Linked DNA regions of Homo sapiens: region 2 is linked to region 1. The links are chromatin loops, found by intact Hi-C in ENCODE. Cell type or tissue: PC-3. All regions are shown on one strand. Links, peaks and the distances in the headings refer to the core of each region. The heading gives the core; the rest is flanking DNA. Region 1 overlaps MRPS23 (mitochondrial ribosomal protein S23). Region 2 has its middle 29 kb from the start of DYNLL2.

Region 1 (11,806 bases), core at 1,348-9,347:
TCTGGTTTTTTAAGGGCAGGTTTTTTTTGCCACAATGATGAATATTTAAAAAATGTTTTTTTCCTTCATGTCTGGATTGATGTCCCATTTTTGCTATTTTTGTTTGTTTTCCTCCTCTGTAGATTTTTAATTTTTTTTTTTTTTTTTTTTTTTTTTTTGCGATGGAGTATCACTTTGTTTCCCAGGCTGGAGTACAGTGGAGCCATCTTGGCCCACTGCAACCTCCGCCTCCCAGGTTCAAGCAGTTCTTCTGCCTCAGCCTCCCAAGTAGCTGGGATTACAGGTGTATGCTATGACGCCCGGCTAATTTTTGTATTTTTAGTAGAAACGGGCTTTTAACCATGTTGCCCAGGCTGATCTCAAACTGCTGGCCTCAAGTGATCCACCCATCTCAACCTCCCAAAATGCTGGGATTACGGGTGTTAGCCACCATGCCTGGCCTTAATTTTTTTTTTTTTTAATTTTGTTTTAGGAGATGGGGGTCTCACTGTGTTACCCAGGCTGGGTGCAGTGGTGCATACCCTGCCGCAGTCTTAACTCCTGGGCTGAAGCCATCCTGGCTCACTTCCCGAATAGCTAGGACTATAGGCATGTGCCACCACGCCTGGCTCTTTAACATTTTTTTTGTTTGTTTTTTTTTGTAGAGATGGAGTCTTGCTATGTTGCCCAGGCTGGCCTGGTCTCAAACTCCTGGCCTCAAGCGATCCTCCTGCCTCAGCCGCCCAAAGTGCTGGGATTACAGGCCTGAGCGACCGTACTGGGGCTGAAGACTTTTAAAGAAGTTATTTGTTGCATAATTCTTTAAAAAAATTATACATGCACATGGTTCAAAACTTAACAGTAAAAAGCTAGTCTCCCACCCCTGTTCCCCAGCCACCCTTTTCCCCTTCCCTGAGGCCATCACTATCACCATTTCCTTGTGCGCTCTTCCAGAAATATTTTGGGCATGGACAGGACACTATGCATACTGTTCTGTACCTTGCTTTTCTAGTTACTATGTCTCAGAGATCCACTGTGATTTAATCAGTGCCCGATTGAAGAAAATGTTCTTTGTTTTACTGTGTTGCAAATGGGCTGCTAGAGTTATGGGATGCTGGATCAAGGAGCAGATCATTTTGAGTTTTGATATCTTCGTCCATAGAAATTGTGCTTAACTATACTCTCATAGCAATGTATGAGAATGCGTTCCCCTACACATTCTGATCTTGTTAAACCAGACTGGGACTCTGGACCAGAAGGGAAAGACCATCCCTGTATAGCAAATATCTGGATGGGGAGAAAGCTGCTGTCACTCATTGACTTCTTTAGGTTAAGTCTTAGTGATCAAAACATAGTGAAAGATATGAAGCTTACTTTGGAAACTCAGAACTATTTCCACAGTTTGGGCAAAAGCTGTCATCAGATCCCCATCACGTTTTGGAGAGAATGGAAGCATGACCGCATTCTTGGCTTTAAAGAGCTTAAAATCAGGCCGGGCTCCATGGCTCACGCCTGTAATCCCAGCACTTTGGGAGGCCAAGGTGGGCGGATCACCTGAGGTCAGGAGTTCGAGACCAGCCTGGCCAACATAGTGAAACCCCATCTTTACTAAAAATACAAAAAAATTAGCTGGGCGTGCGGGCGTGTGCCTGTAATACCAGCTACCCGGGAGGCTGAGGCAGGAGAATCGCTGGAACCCAGGAGGCAGAGGCTGCAGTTGAGCCGAGATTGTGCCACTGCACTCCAGCTTGGGCGACAGAGCAAGACCCTGTCTCAAAAAAAAAAAAAAAAAAATCTTAAAATCGAGTTGGGACTACAAGAGTGACTTGTGAAACAGCAAGATGAACAGGAATCCTTTTAAACTTTGATATAAAAGTACAGTAGAGGTTCAGGGGCAAGGAATCAGTTCTGGATTTGTCTAGGAATACTGCATGAGAGCCTGGAAAGGCAGTGGGATGGACATGTACATGCGGTTTCTTTGGGCAGGAACACCCTCCCTTCTACCATGGTCTGTAGGAATTGAACCTTCCGTGCCGTTTTCAAATGCTGTCTGTGCTCGGAAAATACATAATATCAAGTCCCTTACTGAACCCCCTACAGATTGTGTTCATAAGGTGCTTCACTGCTGTTGGTCTACCTGGCCTACTGTTTGTACTCCTGCCTCATTTACTGTGGCCTTCATTCAAGTAGTAATGATTATTTACCTATTAAGAGTATAGGGTGGGCGTGGTGGCTCATGTAATCCCAGCACTTTGGGAAGTCAAGATGGGTAGATCACTTGAAGTCAGGAGTTTGAGACCAGCCTGGGCAACATGATGAAACCCCATCTCTACTAAAAATACAAAAGTTAGCTGGATGTGGTGGCAGCCTCCTGTAATCCCAACTACTCGGCAGGCTGAGGCAGGAGAATCGCTTGAACCCAGGAGGTGGAGGTTACAGTGAGCTGAGATCATGCTACAGCACCCCAGCCTGGGCGACAGAAGAGAGACACTGTCTCAAAAAAAAAAAAAAAAAAAGTATAAAGGAGGGCAGAAATTCTTATTCTTTTAACCCATTGAAACATTAAACAGCCTTTCAGGAGCAGACCCTCCTACGGATTTGCTGAATCCAAGGCGAGGAAGGCATATATCCAGGTTACAGTGAAGTTTGCCCCAGACAAGTAATGAAGATTTGGGTTCTAGATCTGGATACTCCAGGCAGTTTTTACTATGTGACCCTGTGCCTGTCACAGTATTTCAGCCTGTAAAATATGGACAATGTTTGCCTTTTTGGCTTCCAGTTAGCTTTGTGAGGATTAATTGAGATGAGTGCAAAGCTCATTTGTAATGTGTGGCTGGTGGTTTTATTACTATTTTGAGCAGTAGTGGAAAAGCCCATTTGAACTGGTAGGATGAGATAAGATCATGGTGGCCTTGACAACTACATGGAGGAGCCAGTTGGGTATGGGAAAGTTTGAGCAGGGAAAGAAAGAATGTAGTGAAAGCAGTGTCAGGTCAAAGAAAGGTTTGCCTAGGAGTGATGTAAAGAATGGGATGGAGGAGTGGGCAGGGAAGGAGGAAAGAGGAGACATGTCAGAGGGACCAAAAAGGAGGCAGCAAGTCCAAGGTCACAAACCTGAGTGACTAGAAAACTTAGCAGCATCACTAACACCCAGTTGGTGACGTGGAACTGGTGCTCTCCTGGGAGAGAGCTTCAATTCTCAACCTACTAAGTTGAAGGTGATGGTGCTATATCTAAGTGGCAGACAGAGATAAGGGATAGGTGTCTACAGGGGCAAGATTTGGAGCCAGGAGAAGAAATGAGCTCTCCAAGGGTAGTGGGGAGAGATCTGGGATGTTGGGGGCTGGCAGGTAAATGCTTTAAGTGATAGAATAGGAGGAATGAGAAAGCCAGCAAAAGAAATTCACGTCCCATGTCTTCCATCATCTATATGTCTGACTTGTTTAAGTGGTCCTGGATTCACCAAATTTTATAGAGCTCTGCCTCTGCCTTTATTGGGTAGGCCTGATTTTTGATGATGTCCTTAAAAGGCTAGCCTGATTCTTCTTGTAGTTTTGTAGAACACTTTGTATCGAGAGTTCTCTGATAATGAAAGTGGTATTACAGAATAATCTGCCCCCGAAGGACTCCTGATTTTGTTAAAGTGATACCTTTCTCTGTAAATAAATGATGGCGTGCCACTTAAAAACCTTCAGCAGATTTCTTTTTTTAAACAAAGTCACTCAAGTGGGACAGTAAGATTTTCTCTGAGGCTGGCACTGGTGCCTGCCTCTGCTCCGGGGAATCCAGACGTGGCACCCGGAGTTGGGCCTCATCCATCCTCAGCTTTCATTTGTGACCAAGCCTGACTCAGAATGGGCTGGCAGTTTTCCTGAGTACATGGGAGTTAGGGCAGAGAACATGATGTGGTGCTGGTAGTCAACGCAAGCTGGCACGGCCTCAGCCAGAAGACTGGAGCTAGGAGCAAGCAAAGGTGAGTGGAGGAGGGGATGGGGAAGGCTGAGACTTCCTGGTCTCTATGTTCTGAGCTCAATTCTAGAATAGCCAAAAGGTGGGAGCCTGACTCGGGCTAAGTTAGTCATGCGTTCTGAGCCTTTGACCGTGCTGGGTGAGATGAGGGATGGCTGAGCAGGTTCAGTGAGCAACTTGGTCGAGGTCACCTTGGCTGGCAGAGGAAGGGCACCTGCCCTCCTGTGGAAAAGACGGGAAATGGCTTTCCTGTCACTCCTAGGGTAGCGCTCAATGTGGCAGGCGGGTCTCTGATTGGATGAGCCCGGCACTGAAGCAGTTTCTGTGGTGATGCTGAACCAGACAAGTGTTTATTGCTGCAGCACGAAAAAGAAAAGGTTGCTAGGGGAAGGCAGAGAAGGCAGGAAGTTAAGTGTTATGTTCCCTACAAAATGTTGCTACTGCCAGCCACCACCACCACCCTCCATCCATGCAGATTACAGACAGGGTTTTTGGGGAATACTAGCTGACAACGAAAATACATTTCAAGTATCATTTTACCCTCAATGAATGCTTTTCCTGGACTGCAACTGAAATAAATGTCAGTCACCGGACCTTCTAGCTCCTCAGTTCTTTTAATTAAAAGATAGTTCTAAGCAAGATCCAGTAGTGGTCTATTTATTATTTATCAAGCATTTTCCTTCCAGCAGTTAGTGAAAGGTCACTGGCTTCAACTGAGCTTTGTTTTTGGTGAGCAGCTTAGATGAAAAAGATATACAATCAATCTCTCCTGTTTGCTCATGGGCAGGACACTGTTTAATAGTCATTGTGGCATTTAGGATCGCAGGCCTCTGAAACATGCAGAAAAGTGCATGTGCATCCCTTGCTGCTGAACATTTCTCCAAAAGTAAACATCAGGTTGTGATTATGGTTAATAATGAGATATTGATTATTTGAAAATGTCACCGCCAGGGACTTGTCGGTTTCAGCACCACTAGATGGCGCTGGACTCTCATGCTGTTCAACTACAGTCATTTCGTTTCCTTGCCTCGGGGTACCTTGCCTTTCAAGGTTGAAGAGTGTCCTTGTAAAAATAATGTTGTGGCTGAAATTTAGGAAGCTGAGGTCCTGGGGTGCTACTGGGATGGGGTAGAGATGGGAGGGGACAGGCCACGGGACAAATGACAAAGGCCTGCCGGGGAAGCGGCACTGTTTGCACCATAATAGGAGCTGGAGAGGAAGGAGCTTACTGCGCTGAGCCCCTGGAGACTCTGCCCAGAGCAGTGTTTCCTAACCTTCTCCAGTCAATGACACATCTGCGAATTTGCTGTGGAGGACAGCGGGAGAGAGAACAGTGCAGGCAGGGAGGCAGAGCAGCGGAAAAAACCCAGGCCTTGGAGAACAGACCTGGGTTTGAAACCCTGATCTGTTGCTTTGTCTGGTGACATTAGGGGAGTTAGTGAACCGTCTGAACCTCAATTTCCTTATCTGTAAAACAAGGGTAACAACGTCTACCTCACTAAGTTGCTGTGAGGACTGAATGAGAACGTGAACAAAGTTCTTGGCGAGTACTCCGTCTTTGCTGTCAGTGCCTAGAAGGCTTTCAGCCACTGTCGATTCCCACTGGGTGGGGAGGAATTAACATGCGCTAGATTAACATTGAGAAGAAACGGTATTGTGTCCTCTTTCACCAGCCACTCGTCTAAACACAGCTTTCTCTATCCCCCACCCCCAGTAGTTACTCTGTCCTTTATCTCCTTCCAAACTTCTAGCACCAAGTAAATGAATCAAATTAAAAAACAACTACAACAACAACAACAAAGGAGGAAACTAGAGAACATCTTGGGAACTATCCGCTTTTGGAACTTATCCCATGCTGGTAGGTTTCACTGGAAAATGTGCATTTATTTAGTAACTTCTTGGATTGTGTATGCCTGTGGGCAAGCGTGTGTGTAGAAACCAACATTTTAAATGACACTCAATGACACTCATTCTGTTTCTTCTTTCCTGCTTCCTTTTTTTAAAAATAGGGACAAAGTCTCTCTCTGTCACTCAGGCTGGGGTGCAGTGGTGCAATCATAGCTCACTTCAGTCTCAACCTCCTGGGCTCAAGTGGTCCTCCTGCCTCAGCCTCCCAGGTAGCTAGGGCTACAGGTGCATGCCACTATGCCAAGCTAATTTTTTATTTTTAATTTTTTTGTAGAGATAGGGTCTCTATGCTATGTCGCTCAGGCTGGTCTCAAATTCCTGGCCTCAAGCGACTCTCCCGCCTTGGCCTCCCAAAGTGCTGGGATTATAGGCATGAGCCACCATGCCCGGCCCTTTTCTGCCTCCTTGCTGCCCCTCTACACTCCCCCCAACTGCCTTCCTTTCAGCACACTTTTCTGCTTTCTTTCTCCACCCTCTTTGCCCCAGATTATGGAGGAAAGCCAGAGGGTCACTACCTAGAGGCCCGGCCAGGGAAAATAGTTCCAACATCAGAGCCATTGTTTTGGGGACCTGGGGCTAGTCAGCAATTAGGAGTTTCTGAAACTCTTTCTGGAGCTTCTCCCTATGAAGGGCATGGGGAGGCAGTGGGTGCCAGGGCAGAAATGGTGGGCAGGGTGAGGATGAGGCCTAGAGGACCAGAAAGATCTATCCTTGACCTTCCTACCCTCCCACTTTATTTTACCCTGGTGGTCTGCCAGTGTATGGTGGGCCCCTCTGCCTTGAATTACCTGGGATGTGAGGCCAGAGGAGCACAGAGCTAAGGGTGCCACCCAGGTGGGTTACAGGGGAAGGGCTCTGACCTCTTTCCTCTCTAAGTCTCAGTCAAAAGGACTGGATTCAAATCCTGACGCTGGCACTCCTTTGTGGCCATGGCTTTAGAGAAATCACTTGACCATTTTGAGCCACATCCAGCCCCAGGAGAGAATCTGGAACCTAATAGATTTTTGGAAGTATATTTGTCAAGTGAACAAATGAATGATTTCCCTGTTTTTGACACGGGGAAAATAATATTAGCACCAAGTATGTTTTGGGGTGCAAAACCCGAATAAGATGCTGGCTATGCAGAACTTTGTAAACTCTCAAGCCTTCTACTGTTACGCGAAATAAAGATGCAGGAAAGAAGAACATGGCTGTGGGGCTGGTGGTGATGCTACTGGCCTTCAACCTGGAAGCAGTGTAGATTCCAAGACGATGGCCTCCGGAGAGGGAGTGTGGCAGGATGAGGGACAACTAGTGGAAAAGTTCAGCTTTCTAGTCTCTGCCTCCTAGAAAATTCTGCAGGAAATGCAGGATTGTTCTTCAAAGCCTCTCCTTTCCCAGGTGCTCAGTGGAAACCCTAGGCGTGCTCAGGGTTATTTCTGGAATATTCAGTGCATACGAGGAGGTCCTGAGCTTTATCATCAGCTCCTGCTGGCTCCCGCCCAGTGGGGCGAAATGGCCCTGCCCCTTCTCTGCAGCTCAGGTGACCTCCTCTGCCCTCCCGGAGCCCATTGCCTTCTCGGATCTGGCTTCCCGCTGAGAACCAGGCTGGTATAGATGTCACTTGGCTGGCTCCTCAAGGCTTCCAGCCCCCTTGAGTGTGACATCAGGGACAAGGGGGTGGCTTTGCCACTACTGCCAGCAGCCACAGGCTGACTCCCATAGCATGGGCAGGGGCTCCATTTTCAGATGGGAAAAGGGAAGGCTCAGTGCCCGGGATCCAGGTCACCTCAGTGAGTGTGCCTGAGCCACATCTGGTTTCTCTGCCTACCCACCCTCCAAGGGCCCCCAAGGTTAGAACAAGAGGTAGTGGGCTTAATCCCAGAAAAATTCCAATTTAAATATGAGAAGGTAAAGCTTGTCTTTGGTAGCTTTGCCCCATCCCCAACTTTCCTATGTGAGAGAAGAGAAAAGGGCTGTGGGAGATGGGCCAGCTAAGGAGGAGGATCTGGCAACCCAAGCTCCAGGCAGACAGAAGGCACCAGAATGTCCCACAGTCCTGTAGCATTCTGGCCAGGCCCCTCCTGGCTTATTGGGCAACCTAACCTCTGATACTTGGGAGTGTTTATTTCTTCCCTTTTGATTGTTGAAATGGGCCTAGACTGGCTTTTTTTTTTTATTTAAATTTTTATTTATTTATTTTTGAGACGGAGTTTCGATCTTGTCACCCAGCCTGGAGTATACTGGCACGATCTCCAGTCACTGCAAACTCCGCCTCCTGGGTTCAAGTGATTCTCTAGTCTCAGCCTCCCCAGTAGTTGGGATTACAGGTGCCTGCCACCACGCCTGGCTAATTTTTGTATTTTTAGTAGAGATGGGGTTTCACCATGTTGGTCAGGCTGGTCTTGAACTCCAGACCTCAGGTGATCCGCCAGCCTCGGTCTCCCAAAGTGCTGGGATTACAGGCATGAGCCACTGCCCTCGGCCTTTTTTTTTTTTTTTTGAGATGGAGTCTTGCTCTGTAGCCCAGGCTGGAGTGCAGTGGCGTGATTTTGGCTCACTGCAACCTCCGCCTCCTGGGTTCAAGTGATTCTCCTGCCTCAGCCTCCTGAGTAGCTGGGACTACAGGCATGTGCCACCACACCCAGATAATTTTTGTATTTTTAGTAGAGACGGGGTTTCACCATGTTGGCCAGGCTGGTCTCGAACTCCTGACCTCAAGTGATCCACCGTCCTCGGCCTCCAAAAGTGCTGGGATTACAGGCATAAGCCACTGCGCCTGGCCATAGACTGGCTTCTTAAAAGAACCAGTTTAAACACCTGTAAGTCTAAGAAGGTCAAATTTAGGAAAATCTCATCTGCAGGACTGAGGTCCCCTGAGCCACTGGCCACTTGTAATTAATATTAATGAGCTCTAGATGACAGATGTTTATTGCTCGACTGACACATGCTTTGCCAACCCCCAAAGGAGTGGCTGTAAGATCTAAAGGACTTGAATATACTTTAATTTTATGTTGAAGAGAATAAAACTTTCCGGGTATAGTCAGGGGTTTTTTACGATGAGAACCCATCGACCCATAGGCAATGTCTGCCTTAAGAAAAAAAGAACTGAGTGTACCCCGGTTCTTTATTGACATTTAAAAATAGCTCCTTTTGTCCAAAAATGAGGCAGACATGAGACAGTAGATAGGACACTGGGTAAGGCTCCTGGAGACCCCAGCCTGGCCCCAGCTCATCCATTTGTTGGCTGTATGACTTTGGTAAGTCTTCAAACCTTTTTAGCCATTTGTAAGATGAGGGGGTTGAGCTACAAGATCCCTGAAGTCCTGTTCTTTGGGTCCATGGGTCCAAGCGGAGCTCCAAGAAGAGCAGAATCAGCATCTTCCAAGATTTATTAAATACTTCTTTAAAATCTTTTCAGGCTGGGCACAGTGGCTCATGCCTGTAATCCCAACACTTAGGGATACCAAGGTAGGCAGATCACTTGAGGCCAGGTGTTCGGAACTAGCCTGGGCATTATAGTGAGACCCCCATCTCTACAAAAAATTTTTTAAAAATTAGCCAGGTATGCGTGGTAGTGTGTGCCTGTAGTCCCAGCTACTCCAGAGGCTGAAGTGGGAGGATCCCCTGAGCCCAGGAGTTCGAGGTTTCACTGAAACCTCGATTTATGATCATGCCACCGCACCCCAGGCTGACTGACAGAGCGAGACCCTGTCTCAAACACAACAAAACAAAACAAAACAAACCCACATTTTAAATTTGATTATGGAAGCATTCATAAAAGTAGAGAGAATTGGCTGGGTGTAGTGGCTCATGCCTGTAATCCCAGCATTTTGGGAGGCCGAGGCAGGTGGACTGCCTGAGCTCAGGAGTTGGAAACCAGCCTGGGCAATATGGTGAAACCCTGTCTCTACTAAAATACAAAAAGTTAGCCAGCCATGGCAGCGTGCACCTGTAATCCCAGCTACTCGGGAGGCTGAGACAGGAGAATTGCTTGAACCTGGGAGGTGGAGGTTGCAGTGAGCCGAGATCGCGCCTCTGCACTCCAGCCTGGGCGACAGAGCAAGACTCCATCTCAAAAAAAAAAAAAAAAAAAAAGAATCATATAAAGATCCTCCATATGTTTATCATGTAGACTAAACCATTATTAATATTTTGCTGTTTTTGCTCATCTATATTTTTTCTGAAGTGTTTTTTTTTGTTTTGTTTTTTGTTTGTTTTTTTGAGGCAGGGTTTTGCTCTGTCACTCAGGTGGGAGGGCAAGTGGTGCAATCATGGCTCATTGCAGCCTCAACCTCCTGGGCTCAAGGGATCTGCCCGCCTCATTTTCTGAGTTTTTGTAGAGACAGGATCTCACCATGTTGTTCAGGCCGGTCTCGAACTCCTGGGCTTAAGCAATCCCTCCACTTTGGCCTCCCAAAGTGCTGGGATTACAGGCATGAGCGACAGCTTCCAGCTTTTCTGAGGCATTTTAAAGCAAGTTCCCACAAAACCTCTCTCACCCAAGGCTTCAGCCTGCTTCTCTGGAAAATAAGACCCTTTCTTATATCAATACAATACCATTATCAAACCCAACAACATGGCATTTAACAGCCAGTTTTTGAAGATTTCCTCGTACTCAGTCCATTTTCAAATTTCCCCACAATTTTCTGAACAGGCTCTCCACCCCTCCGACCCCAGGCCTGTTCTTGGGGCCAACTAGTTTTAACCATTTCTGTTTTTAGTGCGTCTGGTGGGTACCTTTACATCTCTAAATAATCAGCTTGCTTTTTTTTTTTTTTTTTTTGAGACAGAGTTTCACTCTTGTTGCCCAGGCTGGAGTGCAACGGCGGGATCCCTGCTCATCGAAACCTCCGCCTCTTGGGTTCAAGCGATTCTCCTGCCTCAGCCTCTTGAGCATCTGGGATTACAGGCATGTGCCACCAGGCCCGGCTAATTTTGTATATTTAGCAGAGACAGGGTTTCTCCATGTTGGTCAGGCTGGTCTCTAACTCCCATCCTCAGGTGATCCGCCCGCCTCGGCCTCCCAAAGTGCTGGAGTACAGGTGTGAGCCACGGTGCCTAGCTGGCTCCCGCCTTTGTAAGATGAAGGTAAGAGCCAATGGTTTCAACAGACAGCTGGATGGACTCAGGGTCCAAGAAGTCTGAGTGATCATGAGAAGAACTAAACAGAGGGTGAATGCTTTCAGATCCCAGGACTGTAGGATATCTTTATGGCTTGTCTGCAGCTATGGGTCCCAGGCCCCTGAGCAGGAATCTGAAGGAGGGTCCTTCCCAGAGTTAAGGCTGTGTCAGTCCCCAGGCTACTGTGGTCAAGTCGGCCTGCTTCCCTCTTGCTCATGAAGGTCTGTTCTCTCTGGAAATGTCCCAGAAGCTGGCAATAAAGACAGTTCCCTTTATAGAGCAGCTGCTTCTTTTTTAAAATTTAATTATTTTTAATTTTTTCTTTTGGAAACAGGGTCTCGCTATGTCACCCAGGCTGGAGTGCAGTGGCATGATCAAAGCTCACGGTAGCCTCTACTTCCCAGGCTCAAGCGATCCTCCTGCCTCAGCCTCCTGAATAGCTGGGACTACAGGTGTATGAGACCCTGTCTCATTTTTCAATTTTTTTGTACAGATGGGGTCTTTCTTTGTTGCCCAGCCTGGTCTTGAACTCCTGGGGTCAAGCGATCCTCCTTCCTGACCTCCCAAAGTGCTGGGATTACAGGTGTGAGCCACCTCGCCCAGCTGAGCTGCTGCTTCTGAAGCCTGCTTTGACATTAAGCTGTTACAATGCATTGAGGGATGCTAGGAAATGGTTGTATGAGGCATACTTTTGTTTTTTTCTGTGGGAATGTTACTGACCATTTTTTCCTCTATGAAGACCCGTGGGATAAATATCTTTCACGTTTTAGCTTAAGGAATAAAAAACTGTGCTGCTTTTGAACAACTTGGGTGGTTTGCTTCTGCGGTCTTGGCAAATTTGGTGTCT
Region 2 (11,806 bases), core at 1,556-9,555, 280 kb before region 1:
TATTGTGAGGATGTCCTGTAACTTGTTTAACCAATCCCCTACTGGTGGTAATTATATTTTTAATATTTTGCTATCATGAAAAACCTACCACAAGCCTTTATACCTAAGGCTAAGGCTTTGGAGTAAGATCAACCAGGGTTCAAATTCTGGTTTTTACTTAGAAGCTAAGTGACTTTGGGATGCTATGCAGGCTCTGTTCTCTGTTTCCTCAGCTGCAAAATGAGGATCCTAATACTATCATGACAGCCTTTTGGGGAGATGTATGTGAAGTGCTCAGCACAGTACCTAGCCCAAGAGTAATATTGTCCTAACAAAATTCGCCACATACTGAGTGCTGCTGTATACTGGGCTCCAAGCTGAGAATTCACATGTTATCTCGTTTCATCTTCACAAGCCTAAAAGGTAAGGACTACTATTTCCACATTTACCAAAGAGTAACTGAGAGGTTAACCAATATGCCTCTCAAGTCCTGGAGAAACAGAAGAGGATTCAAACCCAGGGTTTGCTGACATCAGAGACCGGCTCTGAACCATTACATCCATCTGCTGGAGCTCAACAAATGTAGTTACCATCATCCTCACCATCATCATCACTGTAACCATCACCATCATCATCACCATCACTGTCACATCACCATCACCACCATCATCATCACCATCACTGTCACTGTCACCATCACCGTCATCACTATCATCATCGCCGTCACTATCACCATCATCACCATCACTATCACCAGCATCACCATCATCGGCAGCATCACCATCATCACCATCATCACTGTCACCATCACCATCATCACCATCACTGACACCATCACTATCACCATTATCACCATCATTATCACCATCACCATCACTATCACCATCATCATCATTGCCATTACTTGCTTTAGGCCCATTGATCTCTGACTTGGCCTGTGCCTGCCTTTATCTTCAGATTCCCAAGCAGTTGGTGCAAATTTTTCCAGAAACAATTTTTTTTTTTTTGCTAATTTCAGGCCATTGTTTTTTCTGACTTTGGCTGCCTGTGCATGCATGTGTGTGTGTACACACACACTCACACTCAGGCAGACCAAAGGGTCTGATCACAGACCACAGCATCTTTTGGGGATGGTCCACATGTCATCATTGTCTTGGCAACATCAATAGCTCAGGCCAGCTGAGCAAAGTGAGGTGAGTGGGGAGGGTGGTCTCAGATGGCTGTAGTCCATCTCTCCCACTCCCCACCCCACCACTGGGAATAGTAGATTGAGAAGAAAAAGAATAAAAATCAGCAGCCAGCTAGTGAGTGTCCACCACATGAAAAGAAGAGTGTTTTATATGTGTTACCTCAAATCCTCAAGATAGGTGCTCTCCAATCCCTTTTACAGACAAGGAACCTGAATCATAACAGAGCTAAGGTGAGTTGCCCAAGGCTAAAGCCAGTGCATGGCCAAGCCAAGATTCTAATCCAGGTCTGGGGAGATGGAGCATGGTTGCATTATGGGGAAACATCAGTGTTACCATCCCCAAATCCCAAGAACTAGGGTCAACTGGAGAGAGGCAGAGAGCCAAAAGTAGTCTCTGTCTTCCCAGACCCCTCCCCTTCCCTCCAGGCCTTCTCTGAGGCCGACACATGTGCCAGGAAATCCACTAAGGCTTTCTCTCCACTTCCTTCAACTTCTGAAATCCTGCCCTCTTCAAGTGTACCTTCAGGATGGGTTCGTTATGTCACTGTAACAAATGAACCCCAAATCTCATGTTGGGCATGGGAGGGCAGTTGGATCTGCTTATCTTCATCCCTTGGGAACCCAGGTTAATGAGACTTCATTCATCTTGGTGGGTAGGGGTTGTGGCAATTCAGCATGGGTTCTTACAGCTCCCACCTAGATGTGACAGACGTCACTCATCCACATTCCATTAGTCAAGGTAAGTGCGTGGTCCACCTACCTCAATGCGTGCCTGGAGGGGAAAAGAAATGTTCAGTGAGCAGCATTGGTGACTACCCCAACCAAAAGCAGTGCCCCTCACTGGCCCCTGGTCTGAGCCCCTCCACACCACTTCATGGCCTGCCCCAACTTCTCTGCTACCCCACTGGTGCATACACACTTAGCCTTTATGGGCACTCTCTCCCCTCCCCCAAGGTCACGAGGAGCAGTGGACATATCTACGGAGTCCACAGGGTGCTATTCAGCCACAGGGGTCCAGTTGCTTCGTTGCAGCACCAATCTTGGGCTAGAATAGCAGGAGGTCCCAGGAAGGCTCCCGTGCCTCTCACTGGGCTGAGAGTACCACACAAAGCCAGAGAGTCCTCCCAATCCCCTCCCAGGCCTGGGCTTTCTCAGTTGGTCAAACACAAATAAGACAGTCCGCCCTCTCAGGAAGTTGGGGCCTGAATGAAATGATCAGACATCACACACAGCCTGGAGCGCAGGTGGGTGGTGCAGGAGGCAGGAGGAGTGGGTGTGTGGAGATGGAGGGAAGGACCACCCAGGGGCCAGCCCAGGGGGACAAAGCCATGGTGCCCTTGACTCAATAACGGAGGACATTAGCATGGGTGTTCAGAAATAAAGCACAAAAGTAGGTTAGGGTGAGATCGTGGAAGGACTGGGTGCTGGGAAAATGAATTTAGTGTTTATCTAGGAAAAAAATCAGAAGCCACTGAAGGACCGAGGATGGAAGAGCACTGCCATCAAGCGTGGACCCTCAAGGGCCCACCTGGCTTCAACCCGAGGGAGGGATGGGGACAGGGAAGCCAGGGAGGTGAGGAGGCTTTTGAAACAGCCCAGGCAGGAGTAACAGAGGAGCATAGAGAGGAAGGAACTCACGACCCACTGAGGAACACGCTAGCTGGGGACATAGGTCATCAGCCCCGTGAGCTCCCCTACACAGAGACACTGACACACAGACATCTCCTTCAGTGTCCACAGGCCCCACAGGCACTGACAGGAGGGGCCCAGGGCCATGGCCTTCTGTTTGGGGTTGGGAGTGGGAGAGTGTCAGGAAGGATCTGGAGCATGGGCAGCTTCAGGGAGTGCCTCACATCAGGGACCAGGGCCAAGGATAAACAGTTGATGGTGTTGAATACAGAATCACACACACACACCACACCAGGCTCAGAGGCAGGCAGACCCTGGTCCAAATCCTGGCTTTGCTTCCTACTAGCTGTGAGATCTTATGCAAGTCTCTCAACCTCTCTGAGCCTCAGTTTTCTCTTCCGTAAATTGTCGATAATAAGATCAACCTCCTGGCTTCTTGTGAGGCTTACAAAGGAATAGGAATAGCTATGATAGGCATGGCAAAAATGGCTATGCATTCTTGCCTACCTGTACCTATGCCCCTGCAGTGGGACCTCCTAGTTCCTCCCATCAAGAGGTGAAGTCCATTTCTCAACCCCTTGGATCTGGGTGGATCATTGTCTTTGGACAAAGGGACAATAGCAAAAGTGATTCTAGAATAGACGTGAAAAGTGCTCATCACAGGGGCTTGCTCTCTTATGCTCTAGGAACCCACAAGCCCAGGCTAGCCTGCTGGAGGAGGAGAGACACATGGCCCAGTTGCTTTCTTCACTCCAGTCAACAGCCAGCAAATGCCCAGGAAACAGAGCCACCTCGCTGACATGAGGCTGACTGCAGGCCCAGGAGTGAGCCCAGCCATGGCCAGCAGAACTGCTCAGCCCAAATCACCAACCTGCCAATCGTGAGTAAATAGATGGCTGCTGTTTAAAGCTGTAAAATCAATTGATGGGCTTAGGCTTTGCCCAAGATGAAGTAACAGGAACCTGATTTATCTTCCTGCATGAAACAGCTAGAATAACCAGGCAAGAATCTGGACATTGGGTGGATCACAAAGGATGGTGATGCGAGAGATGGGAAAACCACATGAACTCCACGACAACCCCAGCTCACAGCCTAGAAAAATGTTTCCAGGCCACAGTACAGACAAAGGGAACCCAGGTGGAGCCAGGGAGCTTCTGAGTTGAGGAGACACAGCAGAGTCCCAGGAGATCAAGGTGGCCAGAGTTCTTAGGACAGAGTACTGGGGAGGAGAGAGCTGCACAGAGAGCCTCAGAGATGTGCAGAGGGTGCCCCTCAAGTATTCAGCAGTGTACTCATCAGCTCGTGCGTGTGATGAAACCACCCGAGGTCCTTCTGAAAGGAGGAGAGAACAGTGCCCAGGACTCACACAGAGCCAGAAACAGTGCCCGCTGCCTCCAGCTAGACTGGAATTGAGTAGAATATGCAGGAAGGCCATGCCTCAATAGTGGGGAATAATTGGTCCTAGACAGAACACTCCTCTGGAGGTCCCTAACAAAAGCAAGACCTAAAAGGATCAGACTGTTTCCAAATAATTGCATCCAAGAAAAGCTAACTGACGTAGAAACTAAAACATATGAGTGCTCGTGATATTCCAGCAACTTTAAGTATATGTAAGCATTTTACATATATTACTACATTTATATTACTTTATTTACAACAATGCTCTGAAAGAGCTGCTATTATTATCTCCATTGTACAAATGGTAGTCTGTACATACAGAGTACCTGGCACATAGCATGTTCAATAAATAAATGCTTTTTCCTTCAACTTGCCATCTTTGCTCCCTGTCTGCAACCATTAATAACCAAATGACTTTTCCCGAGTTCTACATCCACTACAAAGATTATGGCTTTAGGAAGGCAAAAACTTCAGCATTCAGGAGGAAAGTGGTCCCTGGAATTCTGAGAGTCCTGGATGAAGAGTCAGGAGTGAAGACTCCAGCCTGGCCCTGCCACCACCTTGCAGGGTGACCCTGAGCCAGCCTTAACTTCTCTGGGCCTGATTCGCCGCATTGCAGACGGGTGAATTCAGATTAGGTTTTCCCTAAAGCAAACTTCTCGCTCTAGAGGCCAGGATGCCTCAACCATCCTCAGGCTAAAACTCTGATAGTAGAGGATGGCAAAGTTGAGGAAAGAGTGCATTCATCTCCACTTGAATACACATGTACACACGCTCACACGCACACACGCGCGCATCCATTGCCAGCCTCTGATTGCCAGCCTCTAATTGAGCCGCTCTCTGGCCCTGTGCAGCATTACCCACTTCAGCCAGAAGATGGTGCTGCTTCTCCATGAGAGTTCAACTACATTCGTTCAAAACTTAATGGTTGAGCACCTGTGCCCAAAACGTTGCGCTGGGCAGTGTGAACACAAAGGGGATTACAATATGGATCGCTCTTTCCAGAACTTTACACTGTAGTGACAAACAACCAAAGGTACCATGAAATGAATTGGGACTTTGCTGGGACGAAACTAAACATTACTGAAAAGTGCCAGGCACGAGCTGCTTTACGACACTTCTTTTCAAGACTAGGGCTCCTTCCCCAATGTATACATATGTCAGAACATCATGGTGCACACCATAAATACATACAATATTTACTTGTCAATTAAAAAAAACATTAAAAATAAAAATAGGTAACCAGACACAGTGGCTCACGCCTGCAATCCCAGCACTTTGGGAGGCCAAGGCAGGTTGGATCACCTGAGGTCATGAGTTCGAGACCAGCCTGACAAACATGGTGAAACCCCGTCTCTATTAAAAATACAAAAATTAGCCGGGTGTGGTGGCGTGCGCCTGTAATCCCAGCTACTCAGGAGGCTGAGGCAGGATAATTTCTTGAACCCAGGTGGCAGAGGTTGCAGTGAGCTGAGATCACGCCACTGCACTCCCACCTGGGTGACAGGGCAAGACTCTGTCTCAAAGTAAAAATAAAAATAAAAAATAAAAATAGGCCAGGCGCAGTGGCTCACGCCTGTAATCCTAGCACTTTGGGAGGCCGAGGCAGGCAGATCACCTGAAGTCAGGAGTTTGAGACAAGCCTGGCCAATATGGCGAAATCTCGTCTCTACTAAAAATATAAAAATTAGCCGGGTGTGGTGGCTGGCACCTGTAATCCCAGCTACACGGGAGACTGAGGCAGGAGAATCACTCGAACCTGGGAGTCGGAGGTTGCAGCAAGCCGAGATTGCACCACTGCACTCCAGCCTGGGTGACGGGGCGAGCTCCATCTCAAAAATAAATAAATAATAAAATAATAAAATAAAATAAAAGTAAACAACAACAAAAACCCCAGGGACTCTAATTTTCAAGATGATAAAAGTACAAAGCTGGTAAATGTTTATTTGATTTCTGCTTCTCTGTGGCCTTCACAGCACAGGGCACCTGACTGATGATCAGTAAGTTTGCATTGATTGATTGATTGAATTATAACTGCAGACAGAAACCTAAAGGCTAAGTCAGAGTGGCAGGAACAAAGAGAGCCCTCAGCCCAAACGCTGCAATTCCTAGATGAAAAATGAGGCCCAGAGAGAGAAAGGAAGAAAAGCCATGTGCCTGGCCCAAGGGAGGAGCTCCCTAAACATTTGCTAAATTCATAAAGTGCTTTTGCCTATGTCATCACTTAGTCCTCGAGGTAATAGTTTTTATTCCTACTTTCCAGATGAGAAAACTGAGGCTGCCACAAGGGATCTGGCCAAGTGACAATGTGACTTCAAATTACTTTGTACCCTTCCTTCTAAGCGTAAGAGTTTACATTTTGATTGTGCTTGATAGTTTGGCAAGCACTTTCATAGACACACTTTCATTTCCTTTAATCCTCTGCTAAGGAACAGAGCAGAAAGTGAGGGCCACCACGTCAGAGACAACTGCTTTTCTCCTATACCAGTTTATTTTTAACTCAGGTGTTCTTGGGGGTATAAGAATCACTAAAATAAATTATTTGGTGTTTTCATTTGCTGTATTTTTTAAAATGAACTCTGGGCTGGGCACGGTGGCTCACGCCTGTAATCCCAGCACTTTGGGAGGCCAAGGTGGGCGAATCACCTGAGATCAGGAGTTCGAGACCAGCCTGGCCAACATGGTGAAGCCCCGTCTCTACTAAAAATACAAAAAGTAGCCGGGCATGTTGGCAGGTGCCTGTAATCCCAGCTACTCAGGAGGCTGAGGCAGGAGAATTTGCTTGAATCCAGGAGGCAGAGGTTGCAGTGAGCCGAGATCACGCCACTGCACTCCAGCCTGGGTGGCAGACTGATACTCTGTCTATGGCCATCTTAAAACAAAGAGCTGCCTCCCAGTTCCAGTGGCCCCATTTGTATTTATTTACCTGTGGCTTTGGCTACTTTAATTATTCAGAGCTAATGAGGAGGGAAAACACACACACACACAGAGATAGACCTGATACCTAAATGATGTGCTCACACCACGTGGAAACCAAATGACCCCAAGATGTGTTGTTAGAAGGGAAGATTTGTAAGGGTTCAAATCAAGGAAAACTGTGGGAAGAAGTGAGTGGCCCACCTGGCATGCCCCAGCACAGCATGTCCAGGGAGAACCTGTGCTCTGGCTGACAGGTGCTCATTACTGGCAGGAGGTGTGACTTAGATACAAAAAGAAAAAAATACATTTGTGTTTTTTCATTTGAATTTTACAGGTTTTGCAATTCTGTTTGTATTTAGTTTGTAAATTTGCTTTGAGTTTTATAGTCACATAAGAGCTATATGCATATAGTTATACATGGTTACATACTTAAGTAATATTACAACAAAATTGACTGGTCAACACCAGGAGTCCTTGGGAATTTTTTCCCATTAAAAGGATTGTGCACACAGACTGGAGACACACTGGTCATATTTCCTTCCCTTGAGGAAGGGACAGGAGTCACAGACATGTTTTCCTCTGAATGGGAAGAAGCCCTCTCCCTAGAGAACAGGGAAGGGGTTCACTCCCAGCACAGAAGCAGAGCAGGAGAAAGGTAATCCCTTCTCTCATACCCAGGCCTTCCCTGCAGGCAGGGCTGGGGGCTGTTTGCTTTGAGGCAAAGAGACGGTTCCCTGTAGAAGACGGGCAACTGGAAATATCAGCTACTGAATTACTATGTATCGGCTACATAAATAGTTACTAGTTATATACTAGTTACATATTGTATAACTAGTATTTACATAACTCTATGCTATGGACAAGGTGATGGTACCCTAAGAGGAGAAGATGTAGATTAAGGGGTGAGGGAGTGTTTGTGTGTTTCATGTCCTCTTCCTCCAGAACAGGCAGAGGGTGACCTGAGGCGGCTCTGTCCAGCTGGCGTGAGTGCTGAGGTCGTACCCTTGTGCCCTTCTCCTCCTTGTCCCGGGTCTCCCACAAGGGATAATCTCTGGGACTGGACACATCTTTTCCACTCATACCAGCCAACATTTATTATGGTGTCCTGTTATGTGCTAGACATTTCTCTATACTCCTTTATTCACACCAGTATTTACAAACCCACCGTATTGGTTACATATCACTATGTAACGAATTACCCCAAAATGTAGTGGCTTAAAGCAAGAAACATTTATTATCTCACAGGTTTTATGTGGTGTTTTATTCTGGCCTCTTTCACTTTCCATGTTTTCAACAATCATCTATGTTATAAGCATGAACAGTTATAAGCATGAAATGCTGTATTGTATTGTAAGCATTTTTGTGGCTGAACAATACTCCATTGTATGGAATACCACACTTGTTTATCCATACATCAGTTGACAGACATTGTTAATATTTGGATAGCATGTATTTTTCCTTCCTCATAATTACATTCTCTAGATAGATAGATAGATAGATAGATAGATAGATAGATAGATAGATAGATAGATTAGGTTGCCCTAAACTCCAACCCCTAAAGTCAATCCCTTCCCAGAGGATTAAAGTTTATCCAAATCTCTCTTTGTGCATGTATTTAAGTGCATACGTACCTGTGTTAGTTATCTATTGCTGCATAAGAAATTACTCCAAAACTTAGTGGCTTAAAACAATGATAAATATTTACTATTTCACACAATATCTGGGGGGGTCAAGAATTCCAGAGTGGTTTAGCTGAGTGGTTCTGTCTTATGAAGTTGCAGTCAAGATGTTGGCAGGGAGCCAGGCATGGTGGCTTATGCCTGTAATCCCAGCATTTTGAGAGGCCAAGGCAGGAGGATTGCTTGAGGCCAGGAGTTTGAGACCAGCCTAGGCAACATAGTGGGACCCCATCTCTATAAAAAAAATTTAAAAATTATTTGGGCATGGCAGTGCACAGCTGTAGTCCTAGCTACTCAGGAGGCTGAGGCAGGAAGATTGCCTGGGCCCAGAAGTTTGAGGTTGCAGTGAACGATGATCACGCCACTATGCTCCGGCCTGGGCAACACAGTGAGATCCTGTCTCAAAGAAATAAATAATAGGCCAGGCACAGTGACTCACGCCTGTAATCCCAGCACTTTGGGAAGCTGAGGCGGGCGAATCACCTGAAGTCGGGAGTTTGAGACCAGCCTGGCCAACATGGTGAAACCCCGTCTCTACTAAAAATACAAAAATTAGCCGGACGTGATGGTGCGCGCCTGTAATCCCAGCTACTCGGGAGGCTGAGGCAGAAGAACTGCTTGAACCCCAGAGGCAGAGGTTGCAGTGAGCTGAGACTGCACCACTGCACTCCAGCCTAGATGACAGAGCAAGACTCCATCTCAAATAACTAACTAAATAAATAAATAAAAAGAATGCAGGGGCTGCAATCATTTGATGGCTTGACTGGGACTTTCCAAACATTCCACTCACATGGATAAAGAGACAGTCATTGGGCATTGGCAAACCTCAGTTTCTCTCCATCTAAGGTTGCCATATTTAGCAAATAAAAATATGGAATAGGCAGCTAAATTTGCATTTCAGATAAATAACAAATACATTTTAGTATTAGTATATCCCAGATATTGTGTGAGACACAATCATACTAAAAATACTAAGAAATATGACTTATTAGGTCTGCTTGAGTACACTCACAATGTGGTAGCTGGCTTCCACTAGCACAAGTGGCTCAAGAAAGCATAGCAGAAACAAAAATGTCTTTTGTGACCTAGCCTTGAAAGTCACACACCATCAATTCTGCAACAATTCTTTTGATTACACAGGTCTGTCCTAATCAGTATGAGTGGGAACAATATAAAAGGATGAATACTAGAAATTAAGGATCACTGGGAGTCATCATAGGGTCTATCTACCATTGTGTTCATAGAAAATAATATTGTTTTGTGTGTGTATATGTATGTTATGTATTTTTTAACATGAGAATAATTCTGTATCTATTTGTTCTGCAACTTTTTTTCACTTAGCAATACATTTTGGAGCTCTTTACATATCAGAACATGCAGTATTGCTTGATTCTCTTTGCTTTCTGCCTATTATTTTATAATATAGATTGTCATATTTAGCCATTCCTCTATTGTTGTACATTTAGGCTGTTTTCCAAAGCTTACTACTACATTATATACAATGCTATAACAATCTTCTACATGCCTTACATTCATGTCCATACATTCAAAAAGTTAGAAGGAATATTGAGACTATTAGGTGGAGACATGGAAGATTTAAATAAGACCCATATTAACTTCTATAGGTAAAAACTACAATACATAAGATAAAAAAATACATTTAATGTGATCAATAACAGATTAGACATTGCAAAAAAAAAAAAGATTAGTGAACTTGAAGACAATACAAAATATCCAAAATAAAATACAGAGAAAGGAAAAACTGAAAAAGACGATACGTAAAGATAGATGGAGGACAATTTTCAGCAATCTAAATACATGTAATTGGAGTCCCTGAAGGACAGGAAAGGAGAGAGAGAACATATATTTAAAAAATAATGGCTGGAAATTTTCCAAAGTTGATGGAAACTATACAACCACGAGTTTTCTTAGTTCAAGGAACCTTAACACAAGCAACATGAAGAAAACTACATCATGATGTATCATACAGGGATAAGATTGATAACAGACTTCTTGACAGAAAAATGCAAGCATGTAGACAGTGGAACAGTATCTTTAAAGTACTAAAAGAAAAAAAACAACTATCAACCTAGGATTCTACACCCAGAAAATGTATCTTGCAAAATGGAAGATGAAAGAAACACTTTTCTGGAGGTACAAAAGCTGAAGTAAATCATCACTAGCTGATGGCCCCTAAAACAAAAATGTTAAATTATGTCCTTTGCGCAAGGGAGAAATAATACTAGACTGAAATCTGGATACAGGCAAAGGAGTAAAGATCACCAAAAATCATAACCATGTGGATATATTAAAAAAATTTTTTTTTCTTATTTAAATTTCTTGGCTGGGTGTGGTGGCTCATGCCTGCAATCCTAGCACTTTGGGAGGCTGAGGCAGGTGGATCGTGAGGTCAGGAATTCAAAACCAGCCTGGCCAACATGGTGAAATCCTGTCTCTACTAAAAATACAAAAATTAGCTGGGCGTGGTGGTGCACCTGTAATCCCAGCTACTCGGGACGCTGAGGCAGGAGAATCACTTGAACCCAGGAGGCAGAGGTTGCCGTGAGCCGAGATGGCGCCACTGCACTCCAGCCTGGGCGACAGAGCGAGACTCTGTCTCAAAAAAAAAAAAAAAAAAAAAAATCTTTAAAAGATAATTGGCTATTTAAAACAAAAAAATACAAACATACTGTGGAGTTTACAACATATTCAGAAGTAAAATATATGACATCAATAGCATAAACGCTGGGATGGTTTTTCCACTACAGTTATGGATCACTTAGCTTTTGGGAGACATACAGAGAAATGCATCATTAGGCAACTTTGTCACTATGTAAACCTCATAATGTACTTACTCAAATCTAGATGGTGTAGCCTACTACACACCTAGGCTATATGTTTAGCCTATTGCTCCTACACTACAAACCTGTACACCATGTTATGGTACCAAATACTATAGGCCATTGTAACTTAATGGTAAGTATTTGTATATTTAAACATATCTAAACATAGA

What was found. A loop is a pair of places that touch in the nucleus more often than their neighbours do. Peaks named below come from ENCODE experiments on the same cell type or tissue, not always from the same donor. Only the 100,000 strongest peaks of a DNase experiment are listed, where the experiment ranks them.
Region 2: it touches region 1 in a loop (9-fold over the local background); 8 of 110 quality-filtered maps call a loop at or near these places.

What each region holds. Positions count from the first base shown.
Region 1 is chr17:57,826,642-57,838,447 of GRCh38, reverse strand. It overlaps MRPS23 (mitochondrial ribosomal protein S23), which reads left to right. Exons shown (of 5, transcript NM_016070.4): 5 at 1-3,667. Among named protein-coding and RNA genes, the nearest start is that of MRPS23, 17 kb to the left of the region's middle. RefSeq lists enhancers at 4,005-4,505, 4,674-5,184, 5,185-5,696. In PC-3, for the core only: CTCF peaks have their summits at 4,147, 4,690 and 4,904 (motif pointing right); DNase peaks (open chromatin) are centred at 3,857 and 4,947; H3K4me3 peaks cover 739 bases; H3K27ac peaks cover 899 bases.
Region 2 is chr17:58,106,485-58,118,290 of GRCh38, reverse strand. No RefSeq gene overlaps it. Among named protein-coding and RNA genes, the nearest start is that of DYNLL2, 29 kb to the right of the region's middle. In PC-3, for the core only: CTCF peaks have their summits at 4,867 and 5,068 (motif pointing right); a DNase peak (open chromatin) is centred at 5,080.